Regions from separate parts of the Homo sapiens genome. Here all the other regions are linked to region 2. A link is a contact called in ENCODE Hi-C or POLR2A ChIA-PET data. All regions are on one chromosome and are shown on one strand. Each heading gives the region's core, a stretch centred on a gene start or an enhancer-like site at or near the end of the contact. The rest is flanking DNA. Distances are from core to core; before and after follow the strand shown.

Evidence for each region. A loop is a pair of places that touch in the nucleus more often than their neighbours do. ChIA-PET counts read pairs that join two places held with the same protein, here RNA polymerase II (POLR2A). Pooled maps may share reads with other maps.
Region 1: a map of gastrocnemius medialis shows a loop between it and region 2 (23-fold over the local background). The contact joins two enhancer-like sites. A Hi-C loop is called at or near these places in 1 of 168 maps with a recorded cell type or tissue (gastrocnemius medialis). POLR2A ChIA-PET finds 5 or more read pairs at or near these places in 2 of 52 experiments (BJ and Caco-2).
Region 3: a pooled map shows a loop between it and region 2 (2.1-fold over the local background). The contact joins two enhancer-like sites. A Hi-C loop is called at or near these places in 2 of 50 pooled maps. POLR2A ChIA-PET finds 5 or more read pairs at or near these places in 3 of 52 experiments (BJ, Panc1 and activated CD4-positive, alpha-beta T cell).

Annotation. Positions count from the first base shown.
Region 1 is chr13:33,641,069-33,645,057 of GRCh38, forward strand. It overlaps a transcript of STARD13 not described here. Among named protein-coding and RNA genes, the nearest start is that of RFC3, 180 kb to the right of the region's middle. Within about 2 kb of position 2,408, at least 21 of the 41 ENCODE cell types and tissues checked have a DNase peak (open chromatin) inside an H3K27ac peak, as active enhancers do.
Region 2 is chr13:33,796,386-33,800,718 of GRCh38, forward strand. No RefSeq gene overlaps it. Among named protein-coding and RNA genes, the nearest start is that of RFC3, 20 kb to the right of the region's middle. Within about 2 kb of position 1,286, at least 3 of the 41 ENCODE cell types and tissues checked have a DNase peak (open chromatin) inside an H3K27ac peak, as active enhancers do.
Region 3 is chr13:33,609,253-33,613,518 of GRCh38, forward strand. LOC102723406 (a long non-coding RNA gene) reads left to right here. Exons shown (of 6, transcript XR_007063750.1): 5 at 1,181-1,376; 6 at 1,515-2,526. It also overlaps a transcript of STARD13 not described here. Among named protein-coding and RNA genes, the nearest start is that of RFC3, 210 kb to the right of the region's middle. Within about 2 kb of position 1,304, at least 25 of the 41 ENCODE cell types and tissues checked have a DNase peak (open chromatin) inside an H3K27ac peak, as active enhancers do.

The sequences.
Region 1 (3,989 bases), core at 1,158-3,657, 150 kb before region 2:
TGATCTAATGCTGATAGACTGAGTGGGGAAACCCAGCAAAGCCTGTGTGTCTAGATCCTGCTTGGCCTCTATGAGCATGCATTCCTTCATTCTGAGTATGGGGCAGGACTCTCTCTAGAATAGGGTTCTTATGGCCTACAGTCAAACAACTAAGTCAGATCATTTCCTTTCTTTTCTTTTTTCTTTTTCTTAAACAGAGACAGGGTCTCACCATGTTGTCAACGCTGCTTTCAAACTCCTGAGCTCAAATGATCCTCCCACCTTTGCCTCCCAAAGACTGCTGGGTTTATAAGTGTGAGGCCACCACACACAGCTCAGGTAATTTATTTATGGCCAGTTTTTACACAGAAAGGTGGAAGGAAACTTAGAGTCATATTTTAGGTTTTATGGCTAGCTCTGGGAATGAGAGTTCTGGTTTCTATGACCCACCTTGGGGAAGAGTGATTCTAGTTTCTATGGCTAGCTTTGGGAAAGAATGGGATTGAGAGACAGGAGGGCAGGAGAAGATCAGAGAAAAAGTTTTGCTTATGAAACTACTTCTGAGGTCTTCATTTTGGGGTATTGTTTTCTGAGCCCCAACAAGCCCATACTTTATTGAGTGTCTACTGTACTCCTGGAACCGTGCTGTATGGCTGTTTTCTCTCATTTAATTTCCAGAAGAAGCCTGTGATATACTGATTATTATTCTCATTTGTTCGAGATCAGGAAACCGAATTCCAGAAAATCGAGCAGCTGGATCGTGTAACTTTTGGTAGCAAAAGTTTTTGTCTACTCTGTCCCATACAAACTACTGGAATAGAAATGAACAGGATTGTGATATTTTTGTCATGCTAATGTAAAAAGGAAAAAGAAATACTGACTCTGTTAATTTTAAGCTATAACTATTGCATAACAATGATAGATACAACTATTATCTACCAATGGTGGTGCTCATTCTAGACTCTAGGCTCTTTGAAAATAGTAATTTGTCTTTTTCATCTTTGTGTCTTCCCTTCTTTTCTTTCCCGTCACCCTACTGAAAAACATTGTATTGATACAGAGTACTGGCAAGAGGGTAGTTGGATGAATGACTAAATTAATGAATTGATGAGGGTGATTGATCTTTTCTGACGTTTACCTAGGAGAAAAGGATAACAGTCTAGAGGGTAAAGCTTGGGAGGTAGGGAATGTGAATAAATTAGAGCTCAAAAAATAAACACCTGGATTTAACAAATGCTTAAGTGAGGGAGGTGTGATCAGCAATGCAGACAGAAGGCTGCATTCAGCAGCCAATTTAAGAAAGATGCTTGAGAAGTTTCAAGACAAAGAGAATTTGAGCAAAAGTTGGTGGGCCTGGAGCAAAGCTCCAGCCAGGGAGAAGAGTCTGTGGCAAGAACACAGGACGGCTGTGGGTCTGGTCACTCAAGAGTCAGGCACTTCCTGTGCTTCAGGCCCCCTGCAGAAACTTGTCTCTTCTTGAAGGCTTCCAAACATTCCAAGGGGTGACTCCCAGGAGCCCCGTTTACAAGTTAATCAGCAGAAGCTTACAAGATCCAGCTGCTTAATTTTCTGGACTTCAGTTTCCTGATCTCAAACATCCAAGAGGCCTTAAATAACCTGCCCTGAGTCACACAGTCAGTAAATGGCGCAGGTGGGATTTAGTAACATCTGGCTGACTCCAGCCTCTCCTGCTCTGTCTATCGCCCTGTGTTTCCTCAAAGGCCGGATGACAGTGGGGGCTGTGAGATCCCCAGATACTGCAGAGGAATGCTGGGAACAAACAAACAAACATTAAAAAAAAAAAAAAAAAACCTCCCTACTTGCTTCAGAACAAATAAAGCTGAGATCAAGGAAGCCAGGTTTGGACTGAGGCAAGAGGTCAGGGTGAACTCATACACAAGGACAGAGTTTCCACACAATAAATATTTATTAAGCAATCGCCCTGCAATGAAGGCCTGCAAGAGATGGATCACTGCTTCCAGCTGCTCGGGAAAGGAGAGCCATACAGCTTTCTCACAAATATGCATGCATGTATAATACGAAATGCATTGCTGTACCTTGAGATTCTCTTAAATACCAGTGAAGTGAGTTGGGTACTTTACATAGAACATGCACACACACACACACACACACACACACACACACACACACACACAGATAGAGGAGGACTTTTAGGAAGAGCTTGACTGTCTTCTCTGGTTCCTCCTGCAGAAATCTTCAGCAGTCCCTGATGCCTAAAAGAACGCTGCGTATTTGCCTGTTTTGCCTCCATAAGGGAAGTGTCCTGCCCACCACGCCTTCAAAAGGAATGGCCTTCAGGCCTTGTCCTTGGTTCCATTTGACCCTGTCCTGGCCACAGCCAGCTGGACTAGGGGTGGGCACTCAGCACCAGCAGCCAAGCCAACAGCCGGCTGGAGACTCATAGTGTGGCCCAGAATAAAGTCAGGGCTGAGTCAACCAGACTCTATCTTGGGAATGTGAATTGAGAAATATAGACTTGAGATCAGTTTGTTCACGAGACACAATAAAGGAAATTAGCTTTGGAGAAAGTTCTTTGTCAGGAACTCTCCTGTCGCACACCCGGTTCAGTTTGGTTTTGCAGGTCAGCATACTTTCAGCTGGTGAACGGGTGCCAGTCTGCCATGGGGCAGGCATCCTCACTTCCCCCCAGCGCCTCTCTCACCTGGTCTAAGCCGCTGGTGAGCAGCTCACACTGCACGCTTCTTAAACTTCCCCAACAACTCTCCTAACTCAGACTACTCTCTTGCATCAGTGAACTCTCCATGCCCTCCTTGCTTCCCCCAGGAGATTCTAGACATCTGCTGAGAGAGGCTGGATGGGGAGATGGGCTAAGATTCAAAACTCCAGTTTGGACACCTCTTAGCAAGGGCTGCAGGTAGGAGATATCTGGCTGCTCCTCCAGGTTCTCCTTTAAAAATTGAGGACTCTTCCTACTTGTTAGCTTCAGTTTTGAGGATTTAACTAAAATTATGAAACAACAGGGAAATTCCCAATTGGCAACCTTTTACAAAAGGATGGGAGCTGAACCTGCACAGTTGAGAAGCTTTAAGGACAAGAATGGACCACCCATGTGCAAAACAAGGCAGTGCGGGAGAATCGGAGAGGGTTGAAAGCATGGGCTCCAGGGGCCCCACAGTACTGGACTCAGGCCTGGTCTGGCCATTTCTTGGGTGTGTGACTTGGGACAACACTAACATCTTTCTAGCCTAATTTCTTCACCTGTAAAATGGAGAAAATAATAGTCCATTCAGATAATTATCACAAAGTTAGTCCAAGTAAGCAAAAGCTACCTATAACAGGAAGAGCCCTGGCCCTTGGGGGTAGCATCACATAGGCAGAGATGTGAATGGTGCCTGATTCCCGAATGCCGGGAAAATGAATTGGGTACTTTGCACAGCGCACACACAGAGACACGCAACACTCACATACACATACAGAGATGACAGAAGTTTAGGAAGATCTTGTTGGTAGAGAGGAGACAGAGAAAAACAGAGATACAATGAGAGGCAGAGAGAGTTGAAGAGGCGTCATGCGGCCATGAAAGAGAGGGGGAGGTCAGTTCCTAGAGCTGACAGATTTCTACTTCCAGCTGTTCTTCCACTCCAAGCCTATAATTGACAAAACAAAACAAAACGAAAAAGCACTAGCAACTACTTGTGGGTGAGTCTGTGTTCCAAAAAAGCAGAACTAAACCAATGAGCAACCTCCTGAAATGCTCCACTCCCTCCCCTGGGAGTTTCTCTGGACAGATCTTAAATATGGGCTTTTCTAGGAATAATGACACTCAAATGTTGAGATGGCTCCAATATAACAATATGCATGTGACAGACTTGCATCATTAGAGTACAAAACCTTCAAGTCAGAAATAGTAAGCTAAAACACATGGAAATTTTCTTTCTGGGCAGAATCTTGCTGTGGTTTTATTACAAATACTTTGGTAGTAGTTCTTTGTGGTAGATTGCTTCCAAAGATGGAAGCAGGAGTCTCTT
Region 2 (4,333 bases), core at 36-2,535:
TATATATATGTATATAATGCCAAATGTTGGTAAAGACAAGAGCATCTGGAACACTCATACATTGTTGGTGAGAATGCAGAATGGTTTGACCACTTTGGAAAACTATTTGGAAATCTCTTACAAAGTTTAATATACCCTTAACCTTACAACCCAGCAATTTCTCAGATATTTACTCCAGAAAAGTGAAAACAGATGGCCTGTACTGGAATATTAATAACATATTTATTCATGTTAGCAAATAATTGGAAGCAATCCAAGTGTCCGTCAAGAAGCAAGTGGATAAATTGCGGTACATCTATACAATGGTATATTTCTCAGTGAACAAAGTCAACACTGATAAATCTCCATGTATCATCCTAAGAGGAAAAAAGGACCACGTACTATATTATTCAATTTATATGAATCTCTAGGAATGAAAAATTTATAGTGATAGAAAGTAGATCAGTATTCTTGGAATGGAGGATAGAGGAATAGAAATGGAATGGGAAGAAGCAGAAGAAAACCCTTAAGGTGATGGCAATACTTGATATCTTCATTGTGTGGCATTTATATAGATGTGTACATTTGTCAACACTGAGTAATCCGTACACATTTTATAGCATGTAAATTATAGCTCAGTTTTTGATTTTACAAAAGAAAGAAGAAAGGGGGCTGGGTGCGGTGGCTCACACCTGTAATCCCAGCACTGTGGGAGGCCGAGGCACGCAGATCACCTGAGGTCAGGAGTTCAAGACCAGCCTGGCCAACATGGTGAAACCCATCTCTACTAAAAATACAAAAAAATTAGCTGGATGTGGTGGCACGCACCTGTAGTCCCAGCTAACCAGGAGGCTGAGGCTGGAGAATCACTTGAACCTGGGAGGCAGAGGTTGTAGTGAGCCGAGATCACGCCACTGCACTCCAGCCTGGGTGACAGAGCAAGATTCCACAAAAGCAACAACAACAACAACAACAAAACAAAACAAAACAAAAAAACAGAAAAAGAAAGGGAACTAATAAATACTAGTAATGATGACCATTAGTTTGGACTTCAAGAGAAACTTGATCTCCAACACAAAATAAAAACTTGACCATAACTTCAAGGTAGGTATTCTGCTGAATTGATTTATCCAGGCAACCTTTTTACAGCATGGACAGACTAGGTAATTAACTGGAATGCCTCTCCCTGCTTCTCTACTAAAAATCCGGCTCTGTTCCCAATCTTCTCATTATTGTCAGGCTTTTCTAGATCCACCCCTCCAAGCCTCAGGAACCACAAAATACTTGGTCACATGTGAAACTGTGTACAGGTTGTGGGTAAGAAAAAGGGAGCAACGGTGGGTTGGAGAAAGCGTTTACAGAACGCTTCTGTAGAGTTTCAGTTTCAGCCTTTACTTCCAGCTATTTGCTGCTGAGATATTTCTCTCGCAGCCAGAATTGATGGGAGAAAATTGCATCTGGTAGAGGAACACGGATCTGAGTCTGGAATAATACCGTTTGGTTTCTGGCCATATAAATAAGGTGAAGTCAGGTCACTGATGAATCATCAGCTCAGAAATAAATGTTCTGGCTTCAAATCTTGTCCTGAAGCCACTTGACATAGTTCCTTCTTTCTTTAGACTGCTTATGCTTCATGCGACAGTAGATGAATTTTTCTTCCCTAATAACGTGAGCCGTTTTAGCAGTATTAAAAGTACCTTTTCAGCCTTCAATTTCAGTTCAAACATCATCCTCTTAGGGTGGGCTTCTGTATCTACTTTAGCTAAAGCAGTTATCTCTCACCCTACACTCATGTCACACTCAGTCACAGTATCTTATATTATCATTTTCATTGCACTCATCAGTATCTGAAATTATCCTGCTGCATATTTATTGTCTGTATTGTCCTACTAGAATGACATCTCCATGAAAAAGGGAACTTGTCTGTCTGTTCATAGTATCCTGAAACAGTACTTAGCTCAAGTGGGTAATAGCTCAAGGACTATTTTGGAGTGAATTTAACTATACAATATAAGAATAAATTTTTTTAAAAAAAGTTAGGTCGAATCTACATTTAAATTCTTTCAAACATTTCAAACATCTCTATTCACATTCTTTTTTGTTTATTTTATTTTTTTTGAGATGGAGTTTTTTTCTTGTTGCCCAGGTTGGAGTGCAATGGTGCAATCTTGGCTCACTGAAATCTCTGCCTCCCAGGTTCAAGCAATTCTCCTTCCTCAGCCTCCTGAGTAGCTGGGATTACAGGCATGTGCCACCATGCCTGGCTAATTTTTTGTATTTTTATTAGAGACGAGGTTTCTCCATGGTGGTCAAGCTGACGTAGAACTCCCCACCTCAGGTGATCTGCCCACCTTGGCCTCCCAAAGTGCTAAGATTACAGGTGTGAGCCACGGCGCCTGGCCTCTATTCACATTCTTAACCAGTAATTATTTATTTATTTATTTATTTATTTTTCTGAGAAAGGGTCTGGCTCTTTCACTCAGGCTAGAATTCAGTGGCATAATCTTGGTTCACTGCAACCTCTGCCTCCCAGGCTCAAGTCATCCTCTCACCTCAGCTTCCCGAGTAGCTGGGACCACAGGCACATACCACCATGGCTGGCTAATTTCTGTATTTTTTGTAGAGACAAGGTCTCACTATGTTGCTTAGGCTGGTCTCAAACTCCTAAGCTCAGGCAATCTTTCCACCTCATCCTCCCAAAGTGTTGGGGTGACAGGCATGAGCCACTGCACCTGGCAATATTTGCTTACAATATAAAATTGTGTTTCATATTATTGTAAGCTACTAATGAGAGCGCTATAGACAAAAGTTACTAACATGCAAATTGCTTTCTTTAAACTTTAATTTCTTTCAAAAGAATTTTAAAATTCTTAATGCAAGATCAAAGTTTAGTCTTAGTGATGTATTTAACATTAGTTAGCTATCAAGCAGATACACACATTTGCTTTATGGATACATCAAAGAACTTCAGATAATTTTTTGCCTTTTTTTATGGTTTAGAGAGTCTTCTTTCAAAACTGTAAATAAAAGTTAACTGAAAATGTGGAAATTTTCAGGATGAAGTCACCTAGTGAATAAAGTTGTAATGAAGAGAGGAAAAGTGGGCAATCAAAATAGGCAACGTTTTGTCTTTCTTTGATTTATTGCTGTAAGAGAAAGAAAAGTGTAATGATGATTCCACAATTCTAAAAAACTTCATCCATTTTAAACTATTTAATGAAAAAATATTTTTAAGTAGAAGAATGTAGCATGTAGAAAAAATATAAAAAGGGGTCTCTCCATCAGAGACACTTTAGAAAGAACTCTGGATAGAATACCTCAAAAGCACTCATCTGAATAGAGCTCTGCTACTCCTCTTAGGTTCACAGTTAGATCAATGAATTCAAGTTCCAGTCTCATTGTCCCTGGCCTCCTGGGCAGCACAAAAGCTTGGTTTTAGTAACTACTTCCTTTGGAAGTAATAACAAGTAAAGCTTGTTGTGAAGGGTTACGTTGTGTCTCCCCGGCCCCCCAAATTATGTCCATGTCCCAACCCCGGTACTTGTGAATGTGACATTTGGAAACAGGGTCTTTGCCGATATAATCAAGTTAAGGATCCCAAGACGAGACGATCCTGGATTTTGAGTAGGGCCTAAATCCAATGACTAGTGTCCTTGTAAGAGAAATGGGTGGGAGATTTGATACAGAGACACAGAGGAGAAGACTGAGAGGGAGACCATGTGAAGACAGAGGCAGAGATGAGAGTGATGCCTCTGCACACTGGAGAATGCTGCATTGCCAGCAAGCACAGGAAGCTAGGAGAGAGGCATTGAACAGATTCTTCCTCCAAGCCTCCAGAAAAAGCAGCCCGGTAGACACCTTGATATCAGACTTCTGGCCTCCAGAAAAAACGTGAGAGAATACCTTTCTGTTGTTTTACACCACCAAGTTTGTGGTCATTCATTATGCCAGTCCAAATACAGTTGTATATTGTTATAAATAGGCTTTCTTTTGTGGTATGGAAAAGTTTGCAGAAAAAGACGTCTTGTTACTCTGCAGACCACTGTGGGGCACTATAATCTGTATCTTTGGGAAGTAGTCTTTGAATGATCTTATAAAAGGTTCTGTAGGCTTTGCCGCAATAGAGCTTTTATTTCAGAGAACAACAGTGACAACTCAAGACTCAGGAAAAAAAAATCTGAGCTACCTTGGGGCCCAGGGAAAATCTAGTTTCCCATTTAATAACACATAATATTCTTAGGGAACAAAACGTTATCATTTAGTAACCATTTCCTTTGGAAGTAAAAGTAAATTTTCTTTGAAATGATTGCTTGGCATAGCTGTTCTTTGTTCAGTGGTGCTGTGATATTTTGAT
Region 3 (4,266 bases), core at 54-2,553, 190 kb before region 2:
GCAATAACACAATAGAAATGTCGCAAAGTATGTAAATACGCAGCTTAAGCAAAAAGCTCAAATGGACAACAGCATATGAAAATATGCTCAACTTCACTAGTTCTCACGGAATTGAAAAGTCAAGCGGCCAGGTACCACTTGAAACCGTCATGTCAGCAAATACAATTAATCGGGTGCACTAAGTTTTGGTGAAAATCTTGATCATTGCTGGTGAGCTTGAAAATTAACATAGCCCTCTTGGAGAGCAATTTGTCAATATTTGGCAATGTTGAAACTGACCTATGGCCCAGGAATTCTACTTCTAATTTCTTTCTTTCTTTTTTTTTTTTTTTGAGATGGAGTCTCGCTGTGTTGCCCAGGCTGGAGTGCAGTGGCAGGACCTCGGCTCACTGCAAGCTCCACCTCCCGGGTTCACGTCATTCTCCTGCCTCAGCCTCCCAAATAGCTGGGATTACAGGCACCCACCACCACGCCCGGCTAATTTTTTGTATTTTTAGTAGAGACGTGGTTTCACCGTGTTAGCCAGGAGATGATCTCTGTCTCCTGACCTCGTGATCTGCCCGCCTCGGCCTCCCAAAGTGCTGGGATTACAGGCGTGAGCCACTGCGCCCGGCCTCTACTTCTTCGTTCTTTAGGGTCTACTCCCATATACACTAGGCATGTGTGCTAGTGTAAATGTACAAACATGCTAATTGTATTCTTTGTAATTTAAAAAGTGGGGAAAAAAGTCATGCTCCTGAATAGAATCGATTTAAAAAATAATTGTTTTTATTGAAAAGTTTATTAAACAATCTTAAAGCTAGATTTACATTGATATTCACAATGATAAATTCCTAAAGTGGCCGGTTAAGTGCAAAATGTAAATTGTAAAAAGATATTTAAAGGATATCATTTACATAAATTTAAAAACCATGCAAGATCATATTTAAATAAAACTATGCATGGAAAAAATAAGAAAAATCACGTGGGAACAATATAGACAAATTTAAGGAGGTTCACTCTGGGGAGGGGAGGGATGAAGGTGGGGCCTTACTGTATCTTCAAAGTCTTACTTATTTAAGGAGAAAAAAAAGCAAGTTGTTTCCAGTAATACTAACATCTAAACATCTTGGTGATGATATATTTGTTACTTTTATTGTTAAAAACAAAATTTCTCATTTTATTTTGCATTTTGAAAAAGGAGACAGGAGGAGAGAAGAATCATGGACTCCCTGGGCACAGCACCGCAGGTGGCTTTGCCAGTTCTCCCAGCCCCGCGCTGCTCCTGCGCCTGCGCTGAGCCTCCACGTGTCCTCAGGAGACTTAGCCTAGCCTGGGTATCACCAGCAGTGGGCCAGGCCGCTTTGCCTTCAACTCCCAACAGTAACCTTGCAGAGGTCAGCCTGGGGCCACCAGGAGGAGTTAGTAAGAGCTTATCCTGTGGGGGCACTCACTGGGGCTGGTGGCCGGGAAATCCCAGGTGTTTTGTTGGTTTGAGTTTTGTTGTGTTTTTATTTTTCTTCCGCTGAGATCAGGACTGAAGCAGGGACGCAGTGCTCAGCACGCCCAGCCCACCGCGGGCCACTGCGCGGAGAACCTCTGCCAGGGTCGCCTGCTCACGTCCCCTAATCCGCTCCTGGCGCGCGTTCCTGTCCTCCTCCTGCTGTGACTAGTGTGCATGGAAGGGCACAGTGGTGGCAGAAAGACTTGTGGCGAGATATCAAGATCCACAGGAAGTCATAAGAGAAAAAGCATTTTGTTTGAACTCCACCCACTGACCTTTTGTGGGTGAGCTTTCGGTGAAACAGCAACATCCTCAGAAATCTTAGAGACACGGCTTTGTAACCCGGGGGAGAGACACCGCTTCCAAATATAATTGACGTGGCTTTCCTGCCTTAATTCGGGGTATCCTTTTTCCACCACATAATCTTCCCTTTGTCCGCGCTGATTCCTGTTTAGTTTGGCAGGGCCAGCTGCTGGCAGGCTCCCCCAGTGCTGAATGCTCCGCGCTCCACTGTGCTGGGCCTGCTGAAAAAGCAGACAGCGCTCCCTCTCCCCCAGAATCAGGAGCCAAATGCCACACCGATTGTGCAACTTGTCTCTGGTTACCAGGAAAACGTAAAGAAATGCCAATGAAGCAGAAAGGTCGACAAAATTCTTTCCAACGCTTGAACAAAAAAGGTATTTTTAGGGCCCTAGATTTATGGAAGTCAATTCTTCCACTCCTCGCCAGGCTTTCAAACCTCCTATTCTTTGCACTACATTATTTGAATAAACCGTAAATACCCTTAGTTGCTCTAATAGCAACTGCTGGTCCATATTGTGCAAGGCGGCCATGGTCTGAAGACCTTGTTGAATTTGAAAGACAGAAGTTCCGTTTCTGGCACATAAACTTGAATCAGGGCTATAGTTAAGAGTGCCAGTGAGGTCCACATTTTGACAGCTAGATAAGCAGGTCATTTATTCAAAAGGACTTTGAATCCATGCCCAGAGTCAAATGCAGTCCTTTGTAAAGCCCAGCAGGCTTGAAATAAAAACTTCTTAACTGAGTTGATCAGTGTCCTGCATTTTAGGGGTCAGGAAAGTATTTATGATAAGTTGGAAATGGACAGGGCAGGAAATTCTGGGCCTGGAAGGATGGCTTCCTCACCAGGGACCGCACCACCATATTTTCTAATTTGTGTCTTGAGGGAAAGTTTATATTTTTTGCTGAAAATATTATCTCCTTGTGACAAAACCACAAGTCTGGGAAGAGAACACAAAAGGAATAAAGAACAAATGAGATCTGTGATGCCTCCTGGATAAAACTTTAAAAACCCATAGGCATTGATCAATCCAATTTACTGAATAAATATGTACCAGGTGTTGTGTTAGGTTCTAAGGGGCTAAAATAACTAAGATACTGAACTAAAGTAGAACTATTGGGCTCCTAATGTGATAGTTTTTCCACTATAGACAGCCCTCTTCTTCCAAGGGTCCCTGCCAGGGCTTCCCCTACCCTAAACAGTGCCTTGGTAAAAATTAGGAAAGTCACCCCTTCCTTAAGACACTTGACTTTCCAACAGTGCCTTGGTAAGAATTAGGCGAGTCCTTAAGACACTTGACTTTCCTCTGGCAGAAAATTGCAAAGAAAGTGTGCACAAACCTACAATGTGAATGATGCCTTCCTGTGTGTGTGTGCCTTTGTTTAGGGCACAACCTGACCGGTCTGATCATCAGACACGGTGATCCACACTCAAGATGGGAAAGAAAGCCAGGGGCACAGCCTCCTGGAAGCCCCTACTCCCTGCCTCATCCACACCTTGTTGCAAAAACCGCACCATCCTTTAAGACTTCTCCATGAAGCATCACTTCAGGGAGGCTGTTTTCTTTTTCTCTTGTCTATTCCCCTTCTGGGAATATACCCATTCACCCTGGCCATCAGACAGCCCTGTATATGTCAACCCAAGGTCTCACTCAAGCTCTCTCTCAAAGGGCTCCTGGGCCCCATGCAAATTTAGAATGGAGTAAATTTGCATTAAACAGTTTAATGTGTTGCAGAAAATATCAGAGAATGGCAAACTCCTGTGGCCTGGACTTCTCAGAGTACACAAAAGACCGAAGACTGTTCTAACTTCACAGATGTTCTGTCAAAGGCTCATGTGGCCCCCCAGATAATCTGTTATGCAAGTAAAAACAGTTAATAAGTTGCCTAAAGGCTCGTCTTCCAGTCATTTTTTCCTCTTTAGATCTGAAAGAACTCTTTTGAGCAACTTCAAAGTTCAAATTGTGGTATTAAGTTTGAGTTGAAATGGGTCCTTTCTCTTTTTCTCAGAATTATACTGAAATGAATGTGCTCTGCTGCATCCTGGCATGCACTGGAGATGGGGGTTAGGTCAAAAATGAATAGGATGGTTCCTGCCTTCAAGCAGCCAATAGGAATAAAAATACTTTGCATGTGTAGTTTCCAAATTGTTTTCACATATATCACAACACCCACAGCAGCTTTGAGAGGGAGATGTTATTACATATATTTTATAGGTAAAGTGGATGAGGCTCAGAAAGGGTGAGTCTAAGCTTACACAGTAGTGAATTGAAGTGACACCCGAAACTCTGCTCTAAATTTTATCTTTCCCCAGGCTGAAGCTATAGTCCACAGAGCAAAGTAGTGTGATTAGTGTCACCTTAGTAGTGCAAACAAAGTTGTGGGCACAGAATTAGAGGGAGTAGTTTTCCCTGAGGGTGCAGTAAGGTGGTGTGAGGAATGGGGAAATGGAAGAGAGAAGAGATAGGGTTGCAACTGGTGAG